2 separate regions of the Homo sapiens genome follow, and region 1 is linked to region 2. A link is a loop called in an ENCODE intact Hi-C map of the cell type or tissue named here. Cell type or tissue: Calu3. All regions are shown on one strand. Each heading gives the region's core, and the rest is flanking DNA. Links, peaks and the distances in the headings are about the cores only.

Region 1 (4,407 bases), core at 131-4,130, 260 kb before region 2:
AGCTGGATCACCCACTACAATTTACCATTCTACTATTACTCAACCTGAAAAAAAGAAGGAAATCCTGCCATTTGCAACAACATGGATGAACTTTGAGGACATTATGCTACGTGAAATAAGCCAGGCACAGAAAGACAAATACCAGATGATTTCACTTATATGTGGAATCTAAAAAAAAAAAAAAAAAAGTCAAACTTCTAGTAGCAGAAAGTAGAATGTTCACTACCAGGGGCTGAGGGGTGGAGGGACTGGGAAGATATTGGTCAAAGGGTACAAGCCTTCAGCTGTAAGGTGAGTTAAGTATTGGAAACTTAATGTATAGCTTGTTGACTATAGTTAATAATAATATATTATATATTTGAAATTTGCTGAGAGTAGATTTTCCAGTTTTCTCATCACACACACACACAGACACAGACACACACAAAAGGTAATGATGGAAGATTATGTATGTGTTAATTAGCTTGATTGTGGTAATTATTTCACAATGTATACATATATCAAAACATCATATTACATCCCCTAAATGAGTACAATTTTTATTTATCAATCATACTTCAATAAAGCTGGGAAAAAATAATAATTTACTCTTCTATTTTTCCCCACGGAGAGAAATTTTTTACCTAGACATTCTGTTACAACCAAGAATTTTTAGAAAAAGAAATGTGCGAGAACTAGTTTCTCACAGTGCTTGGGTAAGGTCAGCACATATTGATATCCAAGGACAATATTTAGATACAATTGTTTTCATAACTTTTAGGTAAAAAAAAATAATAAAACCAACAGAGTTCTCCTTTTCCAATCTGTTAAATAATCATAGAATCATAATCACTTAACTTGGTGGAGAGTCTACAGTAACATACTCAAGCCAACTCACAACTGGCTGGCAAGAGCCAATGTGTACCTGTCTTCCCAATGCCTTACTCAGCAATAGAAGGTTGGTAGTTTCAAATCTGCTATGATGTGAGTATTTACACCTTGAACACTGGCAAATGCTTCCCTCCCTATCCCGACTCCCAGGAACTGGCTGTTAAATATTTACCAGCACACCACAACTTCAGCAGAACTGTGTCCAGCCTTGGACTCCAATGCTGGTGAGTTATTTCTGGGAATTCCAATCATCAAGAAGCATTAAATACTTAAGAGTGACTATTGTGCTCAGCCGTAAATAGATATGGATGAGTAACATAGAGCAGGGGAAAAATGCAAATGATTATGCTTGTTAAACTAGTTTTAATAAAACCGCCTTCTCATTCAATATAACAACTACTATTAAACAGGATAAATTCAACCTCCCGCAACAGTGACTGCCAGCAAGGGACTCTGAGAAGTGTGGAAAAATTGAGAATAAAGAATCCTCTGAAAATAGCCTTTCTTAATAAAAATAAAAATATTGCTACTATGTGTGTTTGCTCTTTTCTTTCCTCTGAAGAAAAAAAATTACCTCACACATTAATACAAAAATGAAAACAAAAACACCAAGAATCTTTCCATATGTTTTATATTAGTAGAAAAACTTTCAGAAAAAAAGTTGTTAACTAAAGTGGGTTTACATTTTACTCATCATCATTCATTCTGCTTACTTGCCTATTTTGCCATTCTTGACTTTCAGTGTTACACATCCTTCCAGGAAAGTTTAGTAGTAAAACCATGGAGGGAGTTTAGCTTTTATTGATTCTGAAAGAACAATATAACAAGATACTGACAATAACAAACAGATACGAAATTGTTTCAGCCTGGAAACAATTGCAGCCATATAACCCTTGGTGGCCTGTTTTTTATGAACTTTTATTTTTCTCTCCACAATGACTAGCACGGGAACTATCACCCATCCAATCTAGCAGCTTCTCATTGCTCAGGAAATGGTTAAGCTACTGCAGGTCAGCCCGGCACGCCCCGGTAATGCTTTGATTTGTTTCTCACACAAAACCAATTTGAGTCATTTATTTTACTAACAACTCCCAACAGAATCAAGGCACTGGACGAGTCTCTTTTTAAGATAAATTTACCCTCACACTTGACTTTGTCAAGAGAAGGTTTCCTCTGAGAAGGATATAGATTTCATGGATTTTCGTTAAGTATCTGTAGAGCCTTTACTTAATATTAAGGAATTGAACAATTTAGCTATTTTTTTAAGCAACCACACAATCCCAGTCTGGCTTAAATTAATACTGTTTCTGACACATAAAAGTTTGACTCAGAAAATCTCTGGGGTAAACAATCCAAATGTAATAATTACTCCAAATGCTTCTAACCACAGAACAGGAGAACGTGCCTCCTTGAGTCTTGATTTCAGTCAGTCAACAAATATGCAATGGATTCCTTTACACAGGTGATCTTGTAATTGGTGCTATATAAGTTATTCTTATTTGAAGGTTGCAAATATTTTGTCTTCCAAAACAGAGCCTCCAAGGAAAAAAAATCAAACAGTTAACAGTATACTTCTCAAATAACAGCTCTTGTTTCAAAATGGGTGATTCATAGTTGAGTCAGCGTCTGCTTGCTGGAGGGTCACTGTAGGAGCAGCCAGGAGGGAGGATGACTTCTCTGGTGATGCTACTGCCCCTCCAGAGTTATCTTGAAGCTAACTAGCCAGTGGCTTCAAACCACATACATCTGAATGAGCAAGATTTTTGGTGATGGTTGAAGAAGAGAAAGGAGGAGGAAAAGAGGAAGGAGACCAATAAATTTCTGGACTTTGAGATTAAAATTATAATCTTTATTTTGTATTCCAATTTTAAAGTGAACTAAGTTTGCCACAAGCCACCCTCAAACAGTAAGCACACCAGCCTGCATCAAGTCATTAACCTTTTAGAACCCACTCAAGGCAATGTAGTGTGACTTTATTAATGAATAATATGGTCTATAAAAGCTAACAAACACAGACACTTGCTATGATTCATCAAATTTAATATTCCATCAAACCTTTCAGTTTAAAGACCAATGATGTTTTTAAAGAATACCAGAACCCCAAAATGGAAGTCCTGTGCTCCAATTAAACTTAATGCATCAAAAAATAAAATCCATAAGAATTTATTGCTAGGTCAAAATTTTGAGTAAACAAACAATAAAAGAAATAACTGCTATGCAACATGAATTATAACTCCAGAAAATATTATTGAAACTGCAGACAACCAAGAGATGTAGTCCTTGAAAACAGCCTTGCTATTTAAGGCACACATTGTCTGTTGTGTTGCTAGGAGGCAAAAGACCCTATCGTAAAACAGCTGGGCTTCTTGTTCCAGGCAAAGGCAAATTCCACAATCAGAAACCGAATTAGAAACTTCTAGAATTCTTGCAGTCTTTTACTTACTGACATTCATACTTTGGAAATCCATACTTATGTGCCTGACTTTTCTATAAGATCCCTTTTTGTAGAATTACAATGTACACATTTTCCCATGGATATTTTATAAGCTGTCTTACAAAAAGACAGCTTGTCTTGTTGACTTTTGGTGCCCATCTGCAAGGATTCCTGGACAAAGTTTTCAAATGTAGTTTTGATTTAGAGATGCCTTTTTTCATGTTTTTCTCTTTTAAATATGTATGTGCTCTAGTATAAGCGGAAAAAATGATGCAGGAGAATTTTAGTGGTCTAGTCTGGCTTCATTTGATCTTCTGCTCAAAATCTAGGTCATGGTCAGGGCCTGATACATGCCAAAAATTAGTAGAGTTCCAAGGAAACATATTCACAGAGCCTAAGGTCCTTTTGTGGACAAAGAAAGAGGCCTATAAATTATGTCACCAGGCCAATCTGCCATGTCATCAAAGAATAATCCGAGTGGATTATTATCTTTTTCTCTTCAATTCATTCTGTAGATGTCTTAAGTGCTTTGCAAACTTTATTCCTCTTTATCTGGCTGTCAGATAGGTTATCTCTCATTTTACGAATGAAAGATCAGACACAGTGAAATTAACTGATGAGCTGAGGCTCCGATTAAACCAAATCAGGAGGCTACTGACATTAGGATCTTCCTATCAGTCAGAATGACATTTCTGAGCTCCTGGAATAGAGAATACCAGGTTATGTGAAATTTACTTGGTTCAGTTCTTTCTCGCAAACACATTGTTCATGGTGCCAAGTTCTCAAACATATTCCAAAACAGAGAATATGTGCATGTTCCTAGGTTTTTTAAAAATACATAACATAGAATATAGGAGATATTTTAACTGACATGGGAAATGAAAAACTACTATGTTACCACTGTGAAATGTGAATAATTCACTTATATCATCTGAGATTTGTGCTGCAAATTGGCTCATGAATTGTAGGATAACCATAACAAAATAGTGTCCATATGACAAAAAGTGGATCAATTTTAAAAATTTAGCTATATGTCAATCTCTCTTAGAAAGAAAAAGAAGGCTACATTTCTGGTGAAAATTAGACTTATGTATAGAGAAAGT
Region 2 (4,407 bases), core at 283-4,282:
ATGGGAGTTGTTCCTTAATAACTATTAAAATCTAAACTGAATAAATGAAAAGCAGAATCATTCAAATGGATAAATACATTCAACTTCAAACAAATCCTGTATCTCCCTTTTCAAAGGTCAGCCAGACACTTCAAAACCTAATAGTTTTTCATTTATGACCACAGTTGTAGTAAGCATAAGTTAGAAAATTATCTACCATTTTGTAAAGATCAAACCATCTCTTTAGACTAGATATTAAAATTACATACCTTTAATAAATTTGACATTAATAGAGGAAAAAAAGCTACCTCTTTTGCCATTATATCATGAAAAAATACTAACTTACACTTCAGAAATATTTTCCAGTAGTTTGCATTGGCATTTTATAAAACTAGGTTGAAATCAATGTAAATGTTAAGACACATTAAAGAATGATGAATGACTTGGTAACTGATCAAATACATTTAATATCTTTTTATTACCTTGGCTTTAACAAATTGGACTATTGGACCAAGTTCTGATACTACTTGATTTCCCACATGAATAAAAGGTACTTTACCTGTTGAGAGAAAAAAAAAGTATTTATAAAAATACTTCCAGTATGTTAAAGTTTGTGATAATTAAAAAAAATTAACACAAAACTCAGGTATTTATAAATAGGGATTTCATAAAACTGTAACTTTTGAAAATTTTTGTCAGATGTGTATATTAAATTCTGTAAGTTTTTAAACTGATTACTAACCAACTTTAGAAAAAAAGAACAGGTAAATTCATTTCTAGAGTTCTCACTTAGATATAATAACAGATCACATAACATTCTCTTTTCAGAGCCAACACAAACATATCACCATATAGCAGCAAACACTAATTATCCAAATTACATGAACCAAGCCAGGACACTGGTACATGACCACTGATATATTTCAAAGAAATGTAAGCTTTCTTTTCAGAGTACAGTGAATCAATCTATATTGTAAACTACATTTAAAAAACCTTTTTACATCTTTTAAGTCTTTGATACCCATTGAGATCAACATTTTAAGCAAGTAATTGTATATCAATAAATCTCTTTAACTCAAAATAGCAAGAATTAAAAGAATTAACAATCTTTGAAGGCATGCTAGTTGGTGAGTTGTAATACAGAGTATGTTCCCAACATGTGGGAAAAAATAATAGTATGTTTATAAAAACTAGCTTCTATAGATAAATGTCACATTAAAAAAGAAATATTTCACTTTAACAAATACTAATACTTGGAATTATTAGAGATGAGAGAACAAAATAATCTCCAAATAGCAAGAAGGGTCTACTCCAAATGCTAAAGAATGAAACCTGCTGTCACACCTAGTTCAAATAGAGTTCACACTAACAGCAGGCTTCTTCCTGTTCCTTTTCAATAGATTCACTCCTCTCTGGCTCCGTCAGCCTGGGGGTAATGGATGAAGTACAGAGGCCTAACAAAAGCTTCAACTGCATCCATAGGACAACATGCATTACAAAGAAAAGGCAGGCCTTTTGGAACACAACAACTCAATAGATGTATTGAGAAGATATTTCCCTGTTGCCAATTCTGCATTCCTTCCTTCTACTGCTTTATAAATCTTGCAAAAAAAAATTTTTTTATCTGGTTAAGCATTAGGCCACATTGTTTTCTTAACTCGGGATAAAATCTTTGTAACTACTATACTACCAGAATTATTACAGGTCCCCTGAGATCAAATGATCTGAGAATGAAAACTATTTAGTACCTAGACAAACAGTATTTGGGGGTATAATATTTTTAGAGCAAAGCATATTCCTTGTTTTTAATGACCAGTTTCAGGTTCTTGGAAAAAAGGGTTTGTATTTTTTTTCTTTTCTTAAAAATACATTGAGCGTTGTCAATTCTGAAGCAAAAAGAAGTGTGGATAGTCAACTGAGTATTAATCTTATATATCTCTAAATATAAAGAGATATATAAAAACAAACACAACAAATTAGAAGTGAATAATGTTTTCTGTCACTAGCCTGCTTAATGAAAATGGAGCCAATGTTATATCCTTATTATTGCAGGTATCAGGCAAAAACACAGTAAGACAGTTATTTTCTGGTGCGAATCAAAGGTCATATAAGAAAACTGAGGGCTTTGTTTACCGTCTTAGACAGAATAATCACTTTTAAAATTTTTATTCTAAAGAAAGCAAGAATATGTTGCCAAACAAGTTGGCAGATTCAAAGAATGCAAGAAATAGGACCTTGGATGTCATCTAATCCGGCTACCTTATATTACAGATGAAGTCACTGAGGCTCAGAGAAGTGAAATTTCTCAAGGAAATAGTTAATATGTGACAAAGTCACAGAAGGATTAGTTAAAGATTTCCTAACTCTTTAGGAAATAAGAGTTTAAGTCAACTGGTCTTCTGACTAGTCCATGCTCTCTGCTTTAAAAATCTACCGCAAGATCAAAGAAGCAAATACAATAAAAAACATTTCCCTATCACCTCAAATCATTAAATGAAAGAGAATACCAATCTGAGATATGATAAAGTTTAAATATCTTAGTAGAAAGTGCCATTTTCATCTACCTATAGGAGACTCCTATGAAAGAATGTATATTTTTGTATGTCTCTAGAATATTTATGTTTGTCTTTCGCGCAATCTAATAAAAAGAAAATAGGTATCTACCTAAATGACACTAAGTATAGTAATTTTAGGAAACAGGTAGATAAACTATATTGATATCTCACTTGCCAAAGATCTGAACTTTAGCATTAGATTACTAACCTTCTAACCTTTTTACATAAATATACAAACTGTTTGTATGACTACATAGAGGAAAAGGATGGACAAAACACAACATAACTTATTTCACCAGAACTCTGTAGTTCCTAAAATCTACGTATAAAACCAACACAAAAATGAGTCAATGAATGCCCTCCAAGAATCTAAAATATGTTTACATTTACAAGCCTAGAAATTATTTTATGGAAATGTTTTCTAAATGTATATTCATAAACCTCTAAAACCAGGTATTTATATAAAAGAACATTATGTACAGAAGGGGTGTCTTCATACCTTTTAACAATTTCTACCACCCTTAAAAACTTAAGGTGGAAAAAAAAAATTTAACACAAGTCACTCCTAAATTATCATATCAAAATGAAAAATGTCTCCCTAAAAAGCAATGTTACACACTTATACCAATCAGTTATACTTAATAATTTATTCAAAAAGGAGTAATTCTACGTATTATTGCTCCAACAAAACCATAATTACAATAATCATCCATGATAATTATATATAACATTTATTTATCAGCTTTGTAGCACATTTTTATATTAAAAATTTTGAATTATTTATTTAAAACAGTAATTTAATCTACTGACATAAAGATAATACTGATTTTAAAAAATAGGAAGCTAAAGCATCTCAAAACCTGTTAAAATTAAGCATTAGAAAAAATAATTAGAAACCAAAAACATTCAGTGATGACTTCAAGATCTAACGACAAATTAATTTTTCTACAATCTCTCTTCTTCCAGCTGTATTATGGGAGAATATAATTAAGAAAGATGTGTGGAATAATAAATGGATTCATTATTACTAAAATTTGTTTTCTCAACAGGAAAGTCTTATGTACATTAAGACTAGGGAAATCTGAGATCATGTATTTCCTTAACATTTACTATTTAAAACAATTCCCTTACTATTAAAACCATTTCCACACGTCAGTAACCATCTCTGATCACAGTTGAAATGAATAGATATGCCAACCCCAAGATTGTCAAATTTGCAATTGTTACTTTCTAAAACCATGGAAAGATTCTTCAAAGGGTAAACAAAAAAAATCAGGCATTTTAACATGTAGATACAAACTGGACTATCACTATAATTTTATCACTCCATAATATTAACAGAGAAGAAAAAAAAACACACTTACCAGATGGAGACATATATTCTGCATTTGCCCTACAAACTACTTTGATAGGCAAGTTACACATTTGCAAAAAGGCCTGTAAATCAAGATACATACAATAAGCCCAGTAAAAAGCATATGCATATTTGAACAGAAATTTGTATGCATTTCTTTTCTAAACTGAATAGTTTCATACTACAAAACTCTAATAGAAAACAATGAACCAATTTAAAGTGAAGGATTTGTTTTCCAAACAAAAATGTCATGTCACTACTTAAAAATCAGTATGATTTAGACATCAGTAAATACATGAAACTTAAAGTATGTATGTATACCTAAGGAATAAAATGTAAATTATCCACATTTATGTTACTGTATTAGTTTATGTAAACCAGCAATACTATATATATAGCTTTAATTTTCTTAAGTAGATGACTAAAGTCCAAATTTTATAAGCTATTAATTGCTTCATTCCACTATTTTCTATAGGATCATCATCTTCCTCATTTTAGAGGAAAACTCAAAATACTATC

Evidence for each region. A loop is a pair of places that touch in the nucleus more often than their neighbours do. Peaks named below come from ENCODE experiments on the same cell type or tissue, not always from the same donor. Only the 100,000 strongest peaks of a DNase experiment are listed, where the experiment ranks them.
Region 1: a loop joins it to region 2, with 1.8 times the contacts of the local background. A loop is called at or near these places in 1 of 110 quality-filtered maps.

Annotation. Positions count from the first base shown.
Region 1 is chr2:176,581,201-176,585,607 of GRCh38, reverse strand. LOC124907910 (a long non-coding RNA gene) reads right to left here and starts at 59. Exons shown (of 2, transcript XR_007087314.1): 1 at 1-59. In Calu3, for the core only: no CTCF peak of the experiment used is centred there; DNase peaks (open chromatin) are centred at 1,027, 1,887 and 2,527.
Region 2 is chr2:176,322,956-176,327,362 of GRCh38, reverse strand. It overlaps MTX2 (metaxin 2), which reads right to left. Exons shown (of 10, transcript NM_006554.5): 4 at 3,899-3,971; 5 at 462-538. Among named protein-coding and RNA genes, the nearest start is that of MTX2, 56 kb to the right of the region's middle. In Calu3, for the core only: no CTCF peak of the experiment used is centred there; no DNase peak of the experiment used is centred there.